2 separate regions of the Homo sapiens genome follow, and region 1 is linked to region 2. Evidence: read pairs that join two places in POLR2A ChIA-PET (ENCODE). Cell type or tissue: Panc1. All regions are shown on one strand. Links, peaks and the distances in the headings refer to the core of each region. The heading gives the core; the rest is flanking DNA.

Region 1 (10,776 bases), core at 1,600-9,599, 170 kb before region 2:
GAAGGCCTCTTTCCTACTTCTTTTGGCCCTTAAAAAAAAAGTGTCTTGGTGCCCCATTCTCTCCTTCCCCACTCCTCCCTCCACCCACCCTTCTCCTCTATCCTATTTACTCTTTTTGCCTCCCCTCTGCCTGGTTCAACTACATACTCCTGAAGCCTTTGCCCTCTGCTTGCCTTCCTCTATCAGAACTCGTTTCCTTCCTGCCAGGGCTCAAGCTGACTTTCCCCAACCAATTTCACATGAAGGGGCCAGTTACAGCTTCCAGCACTCTCAAGTCTCAGTTTCTGTTTTTAAGCAGATCTTTTATCACTTTATCAAGGCGTTCCTAGAGAAATTCCAAAAGAAGAATATCCATCATCTGTCCCAGGTAAGTGAGGAATATACTGTGGGACAAGGGCCCCGTTCCCCAGCCTGTGTAGCCATCACAAGTCAGGCCAGCAGGTCCTCATACCTGACAGCCTGATTCCCAAATGGCCAATTCCTGGACTCCTTCATCCTCTACCATCTCTTACCCTCCTCTACTTTCCAAAGCAAGAAAACAGGGTGTTTCCTTTTTGCATAGGAAAAGCCTCCTTCCCCTGGCCTGTCTTCATCCTATTACCCAGCTCCAGATCTCGGATCGCGACCTAGATTTACTAATGCCTCCAATTCATTTTCCAGGGAGCTGGCAGCTTCCCTCCTGGTCAGGGCCTGGCCCGGGCCTGGCCCATGGAGCCCTATTCTTCTGTTTGCTGATTTCTGCTGCGACATTCGGCTCATAATATCAGAATTATCAAGGCTGATGCTTCCCCAAATAATTATTAATAAGAACCCATTCCATGAGTTTTTTGTTCTAGGAAGGGAGTTGTCTTCAACATATATATATTTGTTTGTTTGTTTGTTTTGAGACGGAGTCTCACTCTGTTGCCGGACTGGAGTGCAGTGGCACAATCTCGGCTCACTACAACCTCTGCCTCCCAGGTTGAAGCGATTCTCCTGCCTCAGTCTCCCGAGTACCTGGGACTACAGGTGCGCACCACCAAGCCTAGCTAATTTTTATGTTAGTGGAGACGGGGTTTCACTTCAGCCAACATTTTAAAAGATTGTTTTTGCTTGGTTTGAGGAATGGTTTTTTTGAATTTCTTTCTTTTAAATTGAGAGGAAGAATAAAATAGACCCGAGGGTAAAAAGATAAAGATGGGAGGTAGGGTTGGGGAAAGACTAGTATTTTAGCAGTCCGCAGTGCGGGATGGGAGATGGTCAGCCTTCCAGCTGGGGAGAAACCAAAGTCAGGAAGCCAAGGGTGAGAATCCCGAGAACTAAGCAACACTGAGACTGGCCAGAATAGTCACTCTTTTACTGTACGCTATGTCTTACAGAAATACCTTCAGAAAGAATAGGTTGAAAAAGCCCTGCTGGGCTGGGCGCGGTGGCTCACGCCTGTAATCCCAGCACTTTGGGAGGCCGAGGCGGGCGGATCACGAGGTCAGGAGATCGAGACCATCCTAGCTAACACGGTGAAACCTCGTCTCTACTAAAAATACAAAAAATTAGCCGGGCGCGGTGGCGGGCGCCTGTAGTCCCAGCTACTCGGGAGGCTGAGGCAGGAGAATGGCGTGAACCTGGGAGGCGGAGCTTGCAGTGAGCCGAGATTGCGCCACTGCAATCCGGCCTGGGCTAAAGAGCGGGACTCCGTCTCAAAAAAAAAAAAAAAAGAAAAAGCCCTGCTGCACCTCATCAACATCTAGAACAGGGGTCAACAAACTATAGTCCACCCCCTATTTTTGTAAAGTTTTATTGGAACAGAGCCACACCCATTAATATTCTCTACAGCAATTTTTACCTTACAACAGCAAGAGTAGCTGTAACAGAGACCATATGGCCTGCAAAGTCAAAAATATTTACTATTTGGCCCTTTACAGACAAAAAGTTTGCCAACCTCTGGTGTAGAATGCTGTATCCTATAATGCACCACTTTACAAACTTGTTTCCTTAGCAACAGAATGCATTTCTGTGAAAAATATTTTAAATGTGGAAACCCACGAAAAAGATAAGTGCAGAGAAGAGACAGCAGTCACAGTCCCAAGACCTCAGCCTTCCCTTTGCTCCCCTCTCCTAATGGTGTTTCTAAAACCCAGGGTTCCGTGAAATCGAGTTTGAAAATAGCTTCAGAGCACATGCTTTTTGAGGGCAAGACACTGCTTTAATTTCTTATGTGTCTATTTAGTAACTGGCAGCTAAAATACACTCAAGTTTGACAGATGAGGGATGAAGTGCTTCTAGTCAAGACCCAAATCCCCATGGCTGCTGTTGAACATCTTTCTGTCTTCTGTCATCCAAACTCCCCTCAAGAGTGACTCACACCCACTGTCTTCTCTTCCTATACCTTCATGTCACTGGCTTTTGACTTTAGCCCCATTGCTGTGCTTGAACTGTTGTCACCAAGGTCCCCAGTGATATCTTTAGCTACTACAGGACATGGGCATTCTCCAGTTCTTCTCCTCAGGTGACCTTTTGAGCATCTGACAACTCCTGGATCTCACTACCCCTTTGGGTTCTTTTTTCTAACACCTTAGTTTAAATGTATTTTATTTTACTTTTAGTTGACAAATAATAATTGTATATATTTATGGGGTGCATGTGATGTTTTGATACATGTAGACATTGTGGAATGATCAAATCAGGCTACTTAACATACTCATTACTGAAACTTTCCTTTTTTGTGATGATAACATTTAAAATCCATTCTTTTAGCTATTTTGAAATATATAATACATTATATTAACTGTAGTCACCATACTATGTAATAGAATACCAGAACCTATTCTCCTGTCTAATGGAAACTTTGTACCCTTTGGCAAACATCTCCCTTGTCCCCGTTCACATCCTCCTGCCACCTTCTATTCATAGAGTAAGGGGTTAATATCTAAAATATACAAGAAACTCAAACTACTTAATAATAGGAAAACAAGTAACCCTATAATAAAATAGGCAAAGGATCTGAATAGACATTTCTTGAAAGAAGACATACAAATGGCCAGCAGATCTATGAAAAAATTCTCAACATCTTGAAGCATCAGAAAAATGCAAATTAAAACCACAATGAGATATCACCTTACCACTTTTGATCAGCAATTGTAAAAAAGATGAAAAATAAAAAGTGTTGGTGAGAATGTGGAGAAATGGGAATGCTTGTACACTATTGGTGATATTATAAGTTAATATAGTCATTTTGGAAAACAGTATGAAGATTCCTCAAAAAGCTGAAAATAGAACTACAATATGGGGCGGGCACAGTGGCTCACACCTGTGATCCCAGCCCTTTGAGAGGTCAAGACAGGTCGGTCAACTGAGGTCAGGAGTTTGAGACCAGCCTGGCCAACATGGGGATACCCCATCTCTACTAAAAATACAAAACTTGGCCAGGCATAGTGGCTCACGCCTGTAATCCCAACACTTTGGGAGGCCGAGGCAGGTGGATCACGAGGTCAGGAGTTCAAGACCAGCCTGGCCAAGATGGTGAAACCCCATCTCTACTAAAAATACAAAACTTGGCCAGGAGTGGTGGCTCACGTCTGTAATCCCAACACTTTGGGAGGCCAAGGCAGGTGGATCACGATGTCAGGAGTTCAAGACCAGCCTGGCCAAGATGGTGAAACCTCGTCTCTACTAAAAATACAAAAATTAGCTGGGCGTGGTGGTGGGTGCCTGTAATCCCAGCTACTCGGGAGGCTGAGGCAGGAGAATTGCTTAAACCCCAGAGGCAGAGGTTGCAGTGAGCCAAGATCGCTCCACTGCACTCCAGCCTGGGCATACAGCGAGACTCTGTCTCAAAAAAAAAAAAAAAAAAAAAAGAACTGAACTATGATATGATCCAGCAACTCCACTTCTGGGTATGTATCCGAAGGAATTGAAATGAGTATGTCGAAGTGATGTCTGTACTGTCATGTTTACTGCAGCATTACTTATAATAGCCAAGATATCAAAATAGCTGAAGTGCCCATCAATTGATAAGTGGATTAAAAATGTGGTCTACATACATGACAGAGTACTATTTAGCCTTTAAAAAGAAAAAAATTCTGTCATTTTCAACAACCTGAATGGACCTAGAGGACATTAAGCTAATTGAAATAAGCCAGACACAGAGAGACAAATACCACATGACCGCACTTACTGTGGAATCTGAAAAGTCAAAACTCTTGGCTTCTTGTTACTCCACAATCTCCAGGTTATTTTTGACTGTCTTTGGCCTTTGCTTCCCTGTGTCTGAAGTGAGCTCCTCTTTCTCTGACCTCTTCTTAAACGAAGATATACTTTAAGCATTGACATCATCTCAAATCTAAATCTAAATGTTGAGTGCTCACAAGTTTCTATTTCAAGCCCAGGCTTACCTCCTAAGTTTCAGACTCATTTATCTAACTCTCTGCTAGATAACTCCACCTGGCACTCCAAACTCAACCTGTCGCAATTTGAACTCACCATATTCCTTACAGCTGATTCCTCTTTGGAATTCTCTCTGTCACTTGAGGATACCATCATCTGGCCAGTTGTTGTCAACTACAACCCTGTGACCTTGGCATCTTAAATCAAACAACCAAATTCTACCCATTTTGTGATCTGAGACTTCTTGGCTCCATCCCCTGTCTCCCTCCCTTATTATCTCTCTCAAGATGGCTATAGCAGCCTCCTACCTGGGCTCCTGAATCTTGTGCTGTAATCCATTCTGCATTCTGCAGCTACAGGAATTATGCCAGTCACCATCCCCAACATTCACATACCTGTAAGCCATCTATGGCTTCCCAGTGCACACAGGGTAAAGGCCAGATCCATGGTGATGGCTTACAAGGGCCTACAAAGGCTGGTCCTTGTTTGTCTTTTCCTGTCTCATTTTCTATATTCTCCTTCACTCACTGCCTCCCAGCTATACTGATCTCTCTATTTGTCAAACATGCCACGCTTCTTCCAACTAGAAAGGCTTTATCCATGTTGTTCCCTCTGCTTGGTGAATAACTCCTATTCATCCTGTAAATCTTAGCTCAAACATCACTTTCTCTGGGATGCTGCCTTCCCTGACCAAAAATAAAATATAGTCATCATGGGATCCTAGGCACCATGAACGTCTCCTTCTTAACTCATCGCAGCTATAATTTCACACTTGTTTTTATAATTATTGCTTAATATATATATTCACTTACTAGACCCTAAACTTCAAGAAGGCAGGAGCCAAGTCTGATTTTTCTCTTAGACATATCCCAGTAGCTCCCCCAGTTCTGCATATCCACAGCCCTTAGCACAGGGCTGGCTTCTGAAAGTACAAATAATTACTGTGTGAATTAAATTATTTACTGTTGTGGTTTGAAGGAATGCTCTAAAACTCATGCTGACACTTAACCCCCAATGTGGTAATATTGAGAGGTGGGAACTTTAAGAGGTAATTAAATGGTGAGGGCTCTGCCCTCATGAGTGGATTAATACATTCATGGATTAATTGATTAATGGGTTATTGTGGGAGTAGAACTGTTGGCTTTATGAAAACAGGAAGAGAGACCTGAACTAGCATGCTAGCACACTCAGCCCCCTCACCATGTGATGCCCTGCACCACCCTGACAATCTGCAGAGAGTCCCCACCAGCAAGAAGGCTCTCACCAAATGCAGCCTTGGATTTCTCAGCCTCCAGAACCGTAACAAAAAAAAGTTATTTTCTCTATAAATTACCTAGTTCCAGGGATTCTGTTATAAGCATCATTAAACAGACTGATATACTTACCTTTCATCCAGACTTGTTCCCCTGAAATCCACCCTGAACACATTCTACCTAAAATACCCATGAGACCTTGTCCCTGCCCTGCCCTTCAGTGGCTCCCCTTGGCCTGCAGGATGAAGTCAAGCTTCATGCTATACAAGCCCCATCACAATCATTACCACTCTCTAGGCTCATCTCTGCCCTCGTTGCTGGGCACATCATGCTCCAGAAGCCCGGTTCTGCTTCCTGATTTCAGCACACATCACGCTATTTCACACCTAGGACGGCTGCTCCTGGGATGTAATTCACTGGGATTCACCAATTGTTAATGTTTTAGCACAATCACTTCTTCTCTCTCTCCCCCTGTATGTGTGCATATGTGTGTATGTGTATTTGGGGGAGCATTTGAAGCCATCATGGCACTTCACCCCTGAACGTTTCTGAAGGTGTCATCTAAGAACAAGGTCATTCAATTTCATCACCACAACGTAACTGTCACATCTGGGAAATTAAGCATTAATATAATACTACTCTAAGGACCGTATCCCTAATTATCTAATTAATGTTATAGTTTTTTGTTTTGTTTTGTTTTCTCTGATATCTCATCTCATCCTCCCTGCCCCTCACCCATCTCCAGTCTACATCTGGTTTGCTGACTCTACTTCCTTTTTTCCGCAATGATTTCAGAAAGGGCAGAGATGACCAGTTGTACACCAAAACCTGTTTCTTCTTCTTCTTCCCCAGCACACAGCTTGACCTCATTTCTGAGCCTCCCTTGAAGCTGTGTATGTGACTGTATGGCTGAGTTCTAATGACAGAGGTGGGTATGATTCTCAGGCCACGGTTTTTATGAAGCAGCAAGTTCTTGTGCATGCTCTCTCTTTTGTCAGCTCAGTGCCAACGATGAAGACAAGCCTTTAGGGAGGAGTGGAACCACAAGATAGAAAGAGCCGTGGGTCATCATATCAATGGATGGAAGAGAGTCTCATATCAAGCAGGAACACCTGCCTTGGGTTTATAGGTAGGTAACAATAAGCTTCTATTATGTTTGAGCCATTTCACAATTGAAGATCTATTTGTTATAGCAGCCAATGTCACCAAATGTGGTTAATATTCTTCTATAGAAAAGGGACTAGATGGATTTTCTTATCTAGAACCTCTTACCTTAAGAGAAAATGAGAAGTAGAGGAGAAGCCTTGGGCATGATTTTCTAGGCAGAAGTCATCCCAGGAGCTAAAGGGAGGAGAAGGAGCATGGATAGATGTAAGAACTCAGTGTATGGAAACTCCATCCCCAGATCTCTGTCTGCTAACATGCGTGAGTGTGCTTGCAACTAGTTATACCTTTGTGCAATGAGGATTCCATTTAAATCTTAAGGAGCATTGGAGAAAACAGTTAACACAGAGACTGTTTATGAATGCAGAACGTCTAACAAAGTGAAAAGAGAAAATCTATAAAAGTTTGCTTTAACAATGTGAAAGTAAATGAATAAATAATTATAGCCATTATGTAAACTTCTCATTTTGTCTAATTACCATGCAACACAACAATAAGATTTATCATTAAATATGTCAGATTCACTTTGTTGTTCATTCATTTGATCGCAATTCCAAATTTTGTTCTTGAATGTACAGCCTGCATTGTTTGTTGTTCATAGCTGAAGAAATTAGAGGAAAACTTACTCAACACTCAGCTTTATAGCTGAGGAAAACTTGAGAACTTTTCATCAGCATCTAAATGTTATGGTTCTTCATAACTTGTTTTAATTTTCGACCATGTGGACTGAATTGGAAGTAGGCTGAAAAGTGAGAAATGTTGCTGAGCCAGACATCTCAGGCTTTTGATGGGTCCTCTGGTTCCATCCAGTCTGGGGTGCTGCATGCCGCATTCCTGCTCAGTTAGATGAGGCTGGAGTTTGTCAATTCCAGAGTCTGACTTCACTTCCAATCCCTGGACATCTCGGTATATCTAATTAATTGCATGTATATTATTTGTATATATTAATTGCTTAATAATATACCAATGATGCTAAAGTGCCCCAGCAGAGTTATTCTATGTGAGCAGAAATGGAAAATATTCAACACTTCAACACCATATAATGCTAATAACATAATATAATTATAACATAATAACAGCATCTGACACTTACATAATTATACATAATAACAGCATCTGACACTTACTGGGCATGTACGTGGTGTCAAACACTGTTTTACATCTCAGTGTATCTTTATAACAATTCCACGAGAGAGGTAGAGTGGTTCACTACTTTCCAACCTTAAAGTTTGAGGGCCTATGGAACTTGCCCAAGGTCTCAGTCCCCTGGTAACTGTTGGAAGTTCTCATTCATTATTTTTTCTTACAATATCCTGAGATAATGTCAATCCTGGTATAGGCAAAACTGTGAAGTGGGGGAATTTGTGTTCACTGCTCTTTCATTGCTCTTTGAAGAATTTGGGAATATGGACGTTGGTTTGGGGTTGAGTGGGAGGGCTCATTGGTTTGGGGTTGGGTGGGAGGGCTCACTGTAACAAGTTATATATATACATATTATTTACCATGTATATATTTTGCTGAGGCCAACCCAATTCTCAATGAGCCTATGATCTAGTTGAAGAAGGCTAAACAGTCAACAGGCAGTTGCAATCCAGTGGGATAAGTGCTGTGATGGGAGAAGTTAAGACTCTGTGGAAACCTCTAACCAAATTCGAGGGCAATCAGGAAAGGCTTCCTGGAGAAGGCATCTATGTTGAGGCCTACAGGACAGGAGGCAATAAACCAGAAGGAGTGAGAAGACAAGAAAAGAGGGTTCCAGGCAGCAGAACCAGTACAGCTGTGTAGATGAGAAGAGACTGGCGAACAGGTGTTGACAGTACACTGGCTTCATCAGATAAGCATCGAGTGCTCCTTTCCAGAAACTTTTTCCTTGCCTGCTACAGTGCCTGATTTTCTCAACATTGATCCATTAACAAACAATTCTATCAATACATCTATAGCATTTATTACTTATTTACTACACAAAGCATTGGGTAAAGAATTGAGAATTCAAAGAACTCTGAGACCCTGCCTCTGCCTTCTAAGAGTTTTACTGAGTGCGGGTGGGGTTGGAACATTCTCAGAGAAAAAAGAAAAATGTAAATAATAAAGCAGGTTTTTGAATAAGAGGAAGAAAAATGCCATGGTGAATCACTCAAGCTTTGGAGTCAAACCTTACTTCCACCATTGACTACCTAGGTGACCTTGCACAAATTACTTACCTTTTTGATCCTCAGTTCTCAATCTATACAATTGGAATAATAACACATCATTTTCAAGACTGTTGCAAGGACTAAACAGTTAATGCTTGCACGGCACTTAGAGCATGCTGCTCAGCACAGAGCAAGCTCACAATAAATGTTTTAGCCATTATGATATTACTATAATTAATTCACCACATAAATACTTGAGTGCCTGCTCTGTGATGCCTTTCCTGCTTTTTACTTCATGCCCTTTTGGCTCCATGCCGTACCAGCCATTGCCCTAGCACCTGTCTCTCCTCTTTCCACTGGATTCTTCTCTCCAGTCAGCATCATCTGGTCAAAGAAGCATAAACCATGAGCTCTGGAAAAACTGGTTTGTCTGTCTCACAAGCAGGCCTCAGAGTTCCCTGGGCACCTCTCTAAATCTCCCTGGACTGTTTGTCTTACCATACAGGGAGACTATTCTCTCCTGACCGACTGCAACCTTCTGTTCCCACTCACATAGCAGTGAGTTATATACAACACAGGGACATCTCTCACTGTGTTATGATCTACTTCTATCTATTACTAATTCTATTAACATTTAACATTTGCTGAGCCTGTATTAGGTACTGGAAGGAGTTGACAAGGGACTTGCATAGGATTATTAAGTTGGGATGAAACATCTAGCCTTAAACCATTATGGAGTGCATGCTCAAATAGAATCAGCAATCAAAAGCAGTTTTTTTAAAAAAGACTAAAATCTAGTCAATTTATGTATTTACCTACTTGTTTACTTATGGCCAATGTTGATATCTCCTGTATTTCCAAACCCAGTGCCAGGGAAAACTGGAACACCATTAAGATAAGCTGGAAAATGACATGGGAGAGCAGGCCTGATGATGCTGGTGGGACATGGTAGGTTTAGAGTTGTGGACAAGTTAATTTCAGGGCCATCCAAGGCACGGTGTGCAAGTGAAAATGTCCAATCAAGCAGTTGGCAATTTGGGAATAGAGTCAAAGAGAGGGGACAGGCAGCAGTAGATTTAGGCATCCTTCCCAGAGGAATGGCCACCCCTTAAATAAAAGTCTTCTGGGGCCGGGCGCGGGTGGATCACGAGGTCAGGAGATTGAGATCATCCTGGCTAACATGGTGAAACCCCGTCTCTACTAAAAATACAAAAAATTAGCCAGGCATTGTGGTGGGTGCCTGTAGTCCCAGCTACTCGGGAGGCTGAAGCGGGAGAATGGCGTGAACCCGGGAGGCAGAGCTTGCAGTGAGCCGAGATCGCGCCACTGCACTCCAGCCTGGGCAACAGAGCGAGACTCTATCTCAAAAAAATAAATAAATAAATAAAAATAAAAGATAAAAGTCTTCTGGGATCAGAAGTCCCGGTGAAGGGGCGAATATTTTATGAGGGTTTTGGTAACACTTCACCAGGGGTACTTAGACTTCTTTGCCAAAGGTTAGAGAAAGTGGACTAAGACCCAAGGGGTCTGGGCTGCAACCCCCGGCCGCTTATCTTTGAAGTCTCTTGTTTTAAAACATCGTGTGAATTTTTCATTCCATTCCACAATATACAAATAAGGTTTTAAATTACCTTTGAGTAAAACTGACATTGCAGTATGACAGGTGGCATTTAGCCTGCGGCTCCACATAGGATAAATTATTCTGAGCACACATGCATAGAAGGAGCTCACACTTCAGCTTGAGACACAAGGCATTCAGCGAGGAGCAGGAATGCCACCATCAGATGAGCTGGAAGGTTTGCAAGGGAAGCCCTAGAGGGAGTGGAACTCCAGACCAGGGGGTTTCGATGAGGGTAAGACCACCT
Region 2 (10,776 bases), core at 1,892-9,891:
AACACTATGAGATTTTTTTGCAATTTTTTTTTTTTTTAGCTCATCAGCTATCATTAGTGTTAATGTATTCTATGTGTAGCCGAAGACAATTCTTCTTCCGATGTGGCCCAGGGAAGCCAAAAGGTTGTACACTCCTGCTTTAAACATTGTTGAAATGGCAACAAAGAATTTAGAATGTTTCATAAACTTTGTTGATAAAGCAGTGGCAGGATTTCAGAGGTTTGACTTCAGATTTTGAAAGAAGTTCTAGTGTGAGTAAAGTGCTATCAAACAGCATTGTATGATACAGAGAAATCTTGCATGGAAGGAAGAGTCAGTTGATGCAGCAAATTTCATTGTTGTCTTATTTTTGAAAATGGTCACAGCCACTCCAAGCTTCAGTGACCACCACCCCTTATCAGTCAACAGTCTTCAACATCGAGGCAAGACCCTCCACCAGCAAAAAGATTACGACTTACTGAAGGCTCAGATGATAGTTAGCATTTTTTAGTAATGAAGTATTTTTTAAGTAAGGTATGTACATTGTTTTTTAGACATAATACTGTTGCACAGTTAATAAACTACAGTATAGTGTAAACATAACTTATATGCACTGAGAAACCAAAAAAAAAAAAAAAAAAAAAGAGGAGAGCTATAGAGAAAGCTTCAGGTTTCTTAGATAGTCATGAATAGATTGTTAGTAGAAATATGGATGGTAAAGACCATTCTGATGAGGTTTCAAATGGAAACAAGGAATATGTTATTGGACAGTGGAGGAAAGGCAATCCTCGTTATATAATGGTAGGACTTATGAGCAATGAAATTGGATATTTAGCAGAAGCTATTTCTTAGCAAAGTGCTGAGGGTGCAAAATGGCTTCCCTTGAGTGCTTATAGTAAAATGCAGGAAGACAGAAATGACTTAAAGACAGAATTCGTAATCAAAAAGAAAGTAAAACATAAAAATTTAGATTCTCAGCCTATTCATATTGGAAAAAATGAGAAAGCCTGTTGTGGCCAAGTGACTCTTTGATAAGGAGATTTAATACGGATGGGCCTTTTCAATGGAAGCCAGGTGCCACTCATCAAGACAATGAAAAAATGATCCCAAAGGCATTTTTAGAGATCACAAGGCTGGCATTTCTATTACAGACCAAGAGTGTCAGGGCCTGTGGGGCAGAAGGATTTCAAAGTTTTTCTCCAGAAGGTGGCTGTGCTACTGGGCTGCCCCAGGTTTAGCTCCAGCAGACCCAATTATTCATGAGCCATGATGACTGCCCCTCCCCATTCAGGGTACAGGCAGTAAATCTTGATATATGTAAGATGCTGTCGGCTGGCTCATGAGCCAAGGGGATGTGGATGTCTTCACTTAGATTTTAAAGGATGCCTCATAGAGCCATGGGCCCAGGCAGAGAACAATCACAGGGTCAGGGCCACTGCAAAGAGACCTCATTAGGGCAAAGTCCATTGGAGGTTTAGGGATGGGGATGCCCCAGAGATCCCAGACCAATAAAGCCAGAGGCATGAGATTCCAGCCTGGGATAGCTGCAGGCACTTGACTCCAACACGTAAGAGCTGTGGGGGAACAGGGCAACCCGAGGTCATGGAAGCATGGCTTCCCAGAGTCTTGGGGGTCCAACTCCTGCCTGGAGGGCAGAGACTGGACTCAAAGATTAGTCTTGAGACTTAAGGTTTTGGACCTGCTTGAAATCTATTTATCCCTTCCTTCTTTCCTATTTCTCACTTTGGAACAGAAATGTCTATCCTGTGCCTGTCCTACCATTGTATTTTGGAAGCAAAGAACTTGTTTGCTTTCATAGTTCACAGCTGGAGAAAAATTTGCGTCAGGATGAATCATACCTTAAGTCTCATCAGTTTCTGATTTAGATGATATTTAGATAAGATTTTGGACCTAGACATTAAAACTTGATGCTGCAGCCAGTTAAGACTTTGGGGACTATTAGGATGAAATGAATGTATTTTGTATGTGAGAAGGACATGAATTTTGGAAGGCCAGGGGAAAATGCTATGGTCTGAATGTTTGTGTCCCCCAAAAACTTCACATGTTGAAACCAAACCTCCAAGATGATGGTATTGGGAGGTAGGGTCATTTGGGAGGTGACTGCATCATATGAATGGGGTTAGTGCTCTTATAAAATAGGCCCAAGGGAGTTCATATTCCCCTTCCACCAAGTGATGACACAGTTAAAAGGTGCCATTTATGAGGAATGGGCCTTCCCCAGGCAAGTTGATCTTGGACTTACCAGCCTCCAGAACTGTGAGAAATTAATGTTTACTGTTTATAAACCACCAGTTTAGGGCATTTTTATTAATGCAGCCCAAATGGCCTCAGATAAGCAGCCTTGGCCAGCTTTCTCATCCTTGCCTTCAGCACCTGAAATGGTCCCTGACATACAACAGAGGCTCAGTGAAACTTGTTGAATAAGTGTCTACATGCTTCCCAATTTGATTTCCTCATTGTTGGGAGTTTCTGGGTCTGTTCCATTAAAAACATGAGGTAGAAATAATTGTGAGCCAAATTTGACAAATAATGTTAGGAATTTACTAAAAACAACTTAAAGAAAAACCTTTATGAAAGGGAGCAGAGTAAAAGAGAAGCCTTGTCAGTCTTCTAGCAGGCAGAATGGACTTCATGCAAAACCCAGAGCAGGCTCAGCCCTCCCTCCTCCATGAGTTCTGTGATGTGATTTCAAGCCCTCTCCTCCAAAAATGTCGCCCCATCGGCCTGTGCAGATGCCTGAAATTCTACTAATCATCCCTTTGGGTTAATTGAATCCCCCCGTTGGAAGGTAAATAAGCTATTGGAGAGGGCACTATGACACATAAGATTTCTATTAGTTAACAACACCTTTCTACAAGATGATTCCATGAAACCAGCAAGCAGGGGCCTGAAAAGCAGCAACAATAAGTAGCCGTATTTGTTTTACTAAGGGGAGAAGCCCAGGCCTTAGGGACCGTCCAAAAAGAGCCAACTAGAGTGAAAGGAGAAGGTGAGCCGACCAGCCCAGCCAACCTGAGGGGTAATCTGAGAATGCTGGGCACAAGGTGGGAGCAAGAGGAGACCCAGGCCCCAGCCACAGCCACCTTCACTTTACAGGTGGTAGCAGGTACTAGAGAAATCGTTGTTGAAGAGGGAAGTGAAGTATGCTATTTATTTAATTTAGTTTTTAAATAAACTTTCATATCATGCTTACTATGTGCCAGACACCCTTCTAAGTGTTTAGCAAATATTAACTTGAATTTAACCAGAGAAATGGCATTGTCCAAAGTCAGAGTCTGAAAGCCAACTTCACCAATTTCTGGCTGTGTGACCCCAGCCCGTGATTCATGCCTTCTGGGGCTCCTTTTTCTTTTCTTTTTTTTTTTTTTTTGAGACAGAGTCTTGCTCTGTTGCCCAGGCTAGAGTGCAGTGGCACCATCTTGGCTCACTGCAACCTCCTCCTCCCAGGCTCAAGCAATTCCCCTGCCTCAGCCTCCTGAGTAGCTGGGACTACAGGCGTATGCCAGCCCACCAGGCTAATTTTTGTATTTTTAGTAGAGACGGGGTTTCACCATGTTGGCCAGGATGGTCTTGATCTCCTCACCTTGTGATCCACCCACCTTGGCCTCCCAAAGGGGGGCTCATTTTTATCCCTTATAAAGGGGGCAGAATAGTAAAACTACCTCAAAATTATTGTGAGGAATTATCAAGCTATGAGCCATAGAGAAACTTTGTGGACTGTGAAATGTTTTGCAAATCATTGCTTATATATAAGTAAGCCTAGGACTGGCTCAGCCTCTAAAGCAAATAACAATAACAATAACAAAAAAATCGTCCTTTTCATCCTCATAACTGTTGCTGTCTATTATGTAGCTTGTGGGCAGCGGGGTTGGATGACTTCATTCAAGTCCTGGTTCCCAACCTATTAGCTGCATGGCTTTAAGCAAGCTGCTTAATCCCTCAGCAATTCTGCATTCTCCTCTATAAAACTAGGACTAATAATAGATCTACTCCATAGAGTTGCTGCGAAAACTTTTTCAAATGATGGAAATAAAGCTAAGGACAACAATCTAGAGCAAATGCACCATAAATCACACACATCTCTGCTCTTTCAAGCCTCATAGTGTTACAGAGTAGGTATTATTATAGCTATTATCCTCATTTCCAGAGGAAAAAGCTGAGAGCCAGAAAGGTTCGGTAACTTGCCCAATGCCACATACCTAGGGAGTGATAGAACTGGGATTCCTGGACAGGTCTGTCTGACTTGGATATTTTTGTGGTTGCCTAAGCAGATGTTCTCACTGTCCATAATGACATACCAGAAACACCTAAGGAAATTCTTGAGCAAAAGAAAAAAGAATTGCTTGGCCAGGTGCAGTGGCTCATGCCTATAATCCCAGCACTTTGGGAAGCCAAGGTGGGCACATTGCTTGAGCTCAAGGGTTCGAGACCTGCCTGGCCACATGACAAAACCCAGTCTCTACTAAAAATACAAAAATTAGCCAGGGATGGTGGCATGTGCCTGTGGTGCCAGCTACTCAGGAGGCTGAGGTGGGAGGATTATTTGAGCTTAGGAGGTGGAGGTTGCAATGAGTTCAGATCGCGCCACTGCACTCTAGCCTGGCTGACAGAGTGAGACCCCATCTCAAAAAAGAAAAAAAAAAGAATTGCAAAGCTAGAAAAGGAAAAGCAGTGACAAGTACCTTACTTCTCCTTAGTACTGCAAGTATTAAGGCTAAGTTGTTGCAGAAGGGAAACACAAAACCTTTAAACGCAAATGCTGAAGAGGCTCCCAGAAACCATCTGGTTCTACCTCCTGCCCAGTGCAGGCATATCAGAGCCTGGGACAGAGCCTGGGAGGTTATGAACCAAACTTGTCTCCTCTTGCTTCTGGGCCATGACCCAAACCTTGCAATTAGATATGACGGAGTTCTAGTCCACGGCGTGTGAGTGGAAGGGATGTGCACCTCTTCCAGGTTTGGTCTGTAATCACCTCCTTTTTTCTAAACTGTTTGATACAATTCAGCATGGTGACCAAAAATGCCACAGATAGAAAATGATGGAGCCACAGGATGAAAGAGGCCGGAGTTTCTGAGCCACCTCCTAAAGGAGAGCTGCCCACCCATCAGAAACACCCAGCTAGAACTTTACATGAACAAAACTAACTCTCTTTCACAAATGAACCATCATATAGTCCATTAGTCCCAGCAGCAAGCATAACTTTAACCAAACCAGGGGCCAGTGGACTTTCTGACTTTTGGCCCTCAACTTCTGCTTAACTCCTCCAGTGGTGGGGACTTCATTTCCTCCTGCAGTATTAACTCATTCTCATTCTTCATTTGTTCATTCCGCACATATTTATTGAGCTCCTACTACGTGCCAGACACTGTGCTAGGCACTGGGGAAGCAGTAATGAGAAAGGCACAAAGCCCTGTGCCCCAAGGAAGCTCATCACCCAGACTGGTGGGTAGAAAATGAACAAGCAGGCAGGCAAGAAGCATGATATGTATAGACTTTGCTAAGTAAGTTGCAAGAAAGAAACAGATTGATGAGACAGAATCACTGGGAAGAGGATCAACTTTAGCTGGAGGAAGAGAGCTTCGACGGAAGTTCACTCTGAGGAGGTGACTGAAACCTGAGACACAATGGCAGACACCCTAATCATTACACTTTCTTTTTTTTTTTTCTTTTAATAATAAGAAAGTGGTCTCCTTTAGGCCTGCTCCCAGTCCTAATTACATATTCTGGGGCCCCAGAGATGCCTATTGCTCCCTTTCCAATGACAGCTTCTCCAACATCCAACATTTGCAGACAGCTGTCACATTTCTCTCCTCCCCACTGGCCCTAGCAGAAGCCCCCACAGGATCTGCCGGCCCAGACACCTGCTGCAGGTATCAATAACAGCAAGCAACTTGCAGCAAGGGTCGGGGTAAATGAGGGAGTCCCTAGGATCCCTGTGCCCAGGCTATGTGGACCCTCCCAACATCTTAGGGGTAATTGGTCCCACTCCTACAACATTGCCTATAATATCTGCAGGGCTGCTTGCTAACTGCTGGCTCCTGTCAGGCATTTATTCTCTGACATCAGGGGGAGCAAGCGGGGTTAGAAGCCTTCAAGAGCTCCTGCTGGAAGCCTTCTCTCCCTCTCTTAAAAACAATTTATTTTTTTGATGTTAAAACCATGTTCCCCCTATGTCCCGGTTTGAACACCAAAACAAACCCAGCTGTCCCCAACACTAGGCTGAAACCACAGGCGTTTGGCTGCAGAGCCAAAGAGGCAGCAGGAGGAACTGCTCAGAATCTTGCCCCTCCAGCTTCCTGCCAAGCTCCACTCCAGAGGCAGGGAGGCCAGTGCTCCTCAAAGGCCCAGCCTCCCCATCCTCAGAGTTAACCAGGACAGCACCACCAGGGTCACAAGCCTGCCCTCCTCCTAGGGATGGGGGGTGGGGAGTGGTTCACAGGAGGCAGAGACTGATGCTGCACTCCTAGCACCTCTGGATCAACTAACACCCACGGCCCCATGCACCACGAGTGGTCTGCAGCAGCTCCAGGGCCCTGGACAGTCAGCAGAGCAGAGAGCTGATAGTCAGGCATTATGTCAACAACTGTTTTCCTTGCTTGGTTTGGGGATAAAAACAACTGCTGCTCCTTGCTTTCTCACACTTTCCACTGAGGTCACTTGGGGCACGACTGAGTCAAGACTTCCAGAGGGTGTGGAAATATCAGGGAAGCAAACAGTGAAGCTGTAAGCACAGGACGCACTGTGCCCAGCTTCCTCCGCCGCAGGGAAGTCACAGCAGAAGCATGCACCCTGCAAAACTGGCCTTCACACCACTTCATCTTCACACTACCTCATACTGCACTCAATCTGACCCCTAGGTATGGTTCTCCCAACTCACCTGGCCCTCCCCCTGCCCTCCTCACCCTCCACAATCAGGGCTGGGAGTAGGCTGAGGCCAGTGAAGCACAATTTTTTCTTTCTTTCTTTCTTTCTTTTCTCTCTCTCTCTCTTTTTTTTTTTTTTTTTTGGAGACAGAGTATCCCAGAGTATCCCTCTGTTACCCAGGCTGGAGTGCGGTGGCTCCATCTCAGCTCACTGCAACCTCCACCTCCCAAGTTCAAGCAATTCTCCTGCCTCAGCCTCCCAAGTAGTTGGGATTACAAGTGGCGCCCATGACCAGCTGATTTTCTTTTTTTTTTTTTTTTTTTTTTGCATTTTTAGTAGAGATAGGGGTCTCACTATGTTGCCCAGGCTGGTCTCAAACTCCTGAGCTTGAGTGATCTGCCTGCCTTGGCCTCCCAAAGTGCTAAGATTACAGGAGTGAGCCACTGCACCGGGCACAAAATTTAAGGAGGTGCTCACCCTCTGGGTCATGCAAGTTCAGGGTCCATCCTGAAAGCAAGCACCTTCTTACATTTTGCACCCTTGGCATCTCACTCCCATTACCCTGCAGAGGGCCCTGTGCATACCACTCAAACCCGGCTTTCCATGCAGATCCCTGGGAAAATACTTTATTTCTTTGATGTCTATCAGCTCATGTCCCAAACTGCTATTGGAAAGAATCTATACATGGCTTTACACACATATGTGAAAGAGTAAATCCACCTTGCAGAGGTTTTCTTTTGGTTTGGTTCGGTTTTGGCCAGATAGTACATTAATTTTTGAAAATGTGTTGACAATGTTTAAAATTCAGAAGAGTTCAAATTTAAAAAGACACACACATACATTTCTGGCTCCCCTTGAAAACACAGAAGACACAGTCCCTCTGGGCCGAGGTGGAGTGGCAGCTGCCCCTTTAGGCCCTGGAGACATGGCCTGTGCCCCTCAGTACCCCACAGTCCCACCTGTGCAAACTCACCATTTATATGACCTGCTTTATCCTTATAAGCATTTGGGGTTGCAACCTTTGGTCTAGAGAAAAACATAAAATGGCTTGTCTCTAATGGCGCAATTTCAGGCACAGGGCAGGGTAGAAGACTGGGGTGGACAGTAGGAGGAGAACTTTTCTGATGTCCTTGAAATCAGGCCATGGAGGCGGGTCCCCATTCCATCAGCGAGGATGCATAAAGAATTGAAACTTGAAGTTTACGGGTAGAAAAGTGTTATATGACAGCATCAGGAGTGTGGCTAGCACAAAGGGACTAACCCTGGATGGTAGGAGCCCTGGCACAGGGTCAGGAGGCCTCTGCGGGCATCCCACATTCGCCCCTGATCTCTGTTTGATGTTCAGTATGACTCTTTGAAGCCTCAGATTCCTCTTGTGGGCATCCCACATTCGCCCCTGCTCTCTGTTTGATGTTGAATACGACTATTTTGAAGCCTCACATTCCTCTTCTCTTCTTGAGGAGAATCAGGCTGGATTATTTCCCGTCTAGCTCTAACTCTTGACTTTAATGCTTACTATTCTTAGGTGGAATTATTCTAGTAAAAGAGAGTCTCAGAATATTGTTCAGGCCTAGCTTAGAAGAGCAATTGTGCGAAGATCAGAAACTACATTTCATTGATAGCATGGAATTTTGCAACGTTCGCAGCTCTCCTGATTCTTCCATAATTTCTTTGGTTCTGCTGAGAATATACATTTAGAGGAGATCAAACAATAGCCTGACTCAACAATCTCTTGCCTTAACAATTGCTTGTCTGTTTGAGAATTCACTAGGTGTGAAATCTACCTTCCCAAAACTTGCATCTCTACCCTGAAGATGCTGGAGGAGAATAAAGCTCCCTGCATTCTATGCAATCTGGATGGCAGGGTTTTGGTGGGGGGGAACCACGAAATATAGCCATGAGTAAAGCCCAGTCCTTGTCCTCAAAAAGATTACAGTAGGGCAGGGAGGGACACACAAAACCCATAAAATCCAAACATATGGCAGAGTAAGATAAAAGTGTATCAGAGCACCATGGCTCTCACTGCAGCCTTGAACTCCTGGACTCAAGTAATCCTCCCAGCTCAGCCTCTCGGGTAGCTGAGACCACAGGTGCCCGCCACCACTCCTGGCTTTAGACAACAAACTTTTATATCCAGGGAGGCAAAAGCTTGTGGGAAAATCAGAACAAAAAGTAAATGCGGCAGAGCAAAGCTGCAAAAGCAGCAACATGTTACTGCCCTTGACCATGTCTGGATCCTAGACACAAACTGAACTTGGTAGAGAAATTGGGGCTTAAACATGTATACATAGCATATTTCAGTAAACAAACTGTTTTCATTAAAAAAAGAAAAGTCTATCAGAGCTATGAAGTACTTGCTAGGAGGAGTCAAAAAAGGAAGGACTTATATAGGTCTAAGGCGGTGGGGTTTAGACAGGTAGTGAAGGATGGATAGGCACTGAACAGATGAGGATAAGTGGTAAGAAACAAGGGCTTCAGCCATTCATTCATCCACCAAAGACGAAAGCTTCCTACTGCCTGCTGTCACCCTAGGCATTGGGATATAGGCATTAATGAGACAGCCAGGCATCCTGCCTTCATGCCACTTACCTTCTAGTAGGGAACATAGACAAGTTCACAAATACCTAAGATAATATCAGATACTGTTAAATGCTAGGAAGGCTATTAAATGAGGTGATTATCATAGATAGTGACTATTAGATGGACAGGGAAGCCCTCTCTGAGCAGGCTCCAGTTGAGCTGGGTCATGAGATACTCTGGAGAACATAATTTCAGGAAGGAACAGCAAGTACAAAGGTCCTGAGGCAGAAACAAACAAACGAAAATAGCAATATGGCTGCAGGACAGGGAATTTTGGAGGAAGAAATTAGGAGATGAGGTTGAGAGGTGAACAAGGGCCAGATCATTTGGGGTCTCATAGGTCAGAGTAAGGAATCCAAATGAAATTCCTTTTGCTGTGGGAAGCCAATGGATAGAAGCTGACTTTATAATTGTAAAAGACCCTCTGGCTATTGTATAAGGAATGGACTACCAAAAGGCCAAATGGAAATGGGAGGCCATATTACCCTGCTCAGGCTGCCATAACAAAATGGCATAGACTAGGTGGCTTAAACAGTGGAAATGATTTCTCTCAGTTCTGGTGACTGGAAGCCCAGGATCAAGGTTCCTAGTGAGGGCTCTTTTCTGGCCTCCAGAAGGCTGCCTTCTCACCAGGTCCTCACACAGACTATCCTCAGTGTGCTCAGGCAGAGGGAGAGAGGGATGTCTCTCCTCTCTCTCACTTCTTATAAAGCAACAAATGCTATTGGATTAGGACCTCACCTTTAAGCCCTCATTCAACCTTAATTAAGGTAATTACCTCCTAAAAGCCCCATCTCCTAATACAATCACATTTCAGGTTAGAACTTGAAAATATTTGGGTGGGGGAAGGGGATGGGGAATAATTTGATCTTTAGCAGATACCAATGAAGAGTTAATGGGTATCCTAGCAAAACTTATCCCAGGGATCTGAAAGAACAGGAGGATGAAACAGACTTTACCCTGGTGAGGGGACTCTGGCCTCACACGGTCATGTTTATAGCCTGCTTTGCCACTTAGATACTTTTAATCACTGAAAAATAGAAGGAGGCCAGGCACAGGGGCTCACACCTGTAATCCCAACACTTTGGGAGGCCAAGGCAGGCAGATCACTTGAGGCCAGGAGTTTGAGACCAGCGTGGCCAACACGGTGAGACCCCCATCTCTACTAAATATACAAAAATTAGCCAGCATGGTGGCACATGCCTTTAATCCCAGATACTTGGGAGGCTGAGGCACAAGAATCTCTTGAATCCAGGAGATGGAAGTTGCAGCAAGTGAGAGAGAGAGAGAAGATGAAAGGAAGAAGGAAGGAAGGAAGGAAGGAAGGAAGGA

What was found. Peaks named below come from ENCODE experiments on the same cell type or tissue, not always from the same donor. Only the 100,000 strongest peaks of a DNase experiment are listed, where the experiment ranks them.
Region 1: POLR2A ChIA-PET joins it to region 2 with 5 read pairs; 3 of 35 experiments call an interaction of 5 or more read pairs at or near these places.

The regions. Positions count from the first base shown.
Region 1 is chr5:159,646,826-159,657,601 of GRCh38, forward strand. No RefSeq gene overlaps it. Among named protein-coding and RNA genes, the nearest start is that of LINC01845, 190 kb to the left of the region's middle. In Panc1, for the core only: no CTCF peak of the experiment used is centred there; no DNase peak of the experiment used is centred there.
Region 2 is chr5:159,813,559-159,824,334 of GRCh38, forward strand. All of the region lies in intron 2 of LINC01847 (long intergenic non-protein coding RNA 1847), which reads right to left. Among named protein-coding and RNA genes, the nearest start is that of LINC01847, 52 kb to the right of the region's middle. In Panc1, for the core only: no CTCF peak of the experiment used is centred there; a DNase peak (open chromatin) is centred at 6,663; H3K27ac peaks cover 236 bases.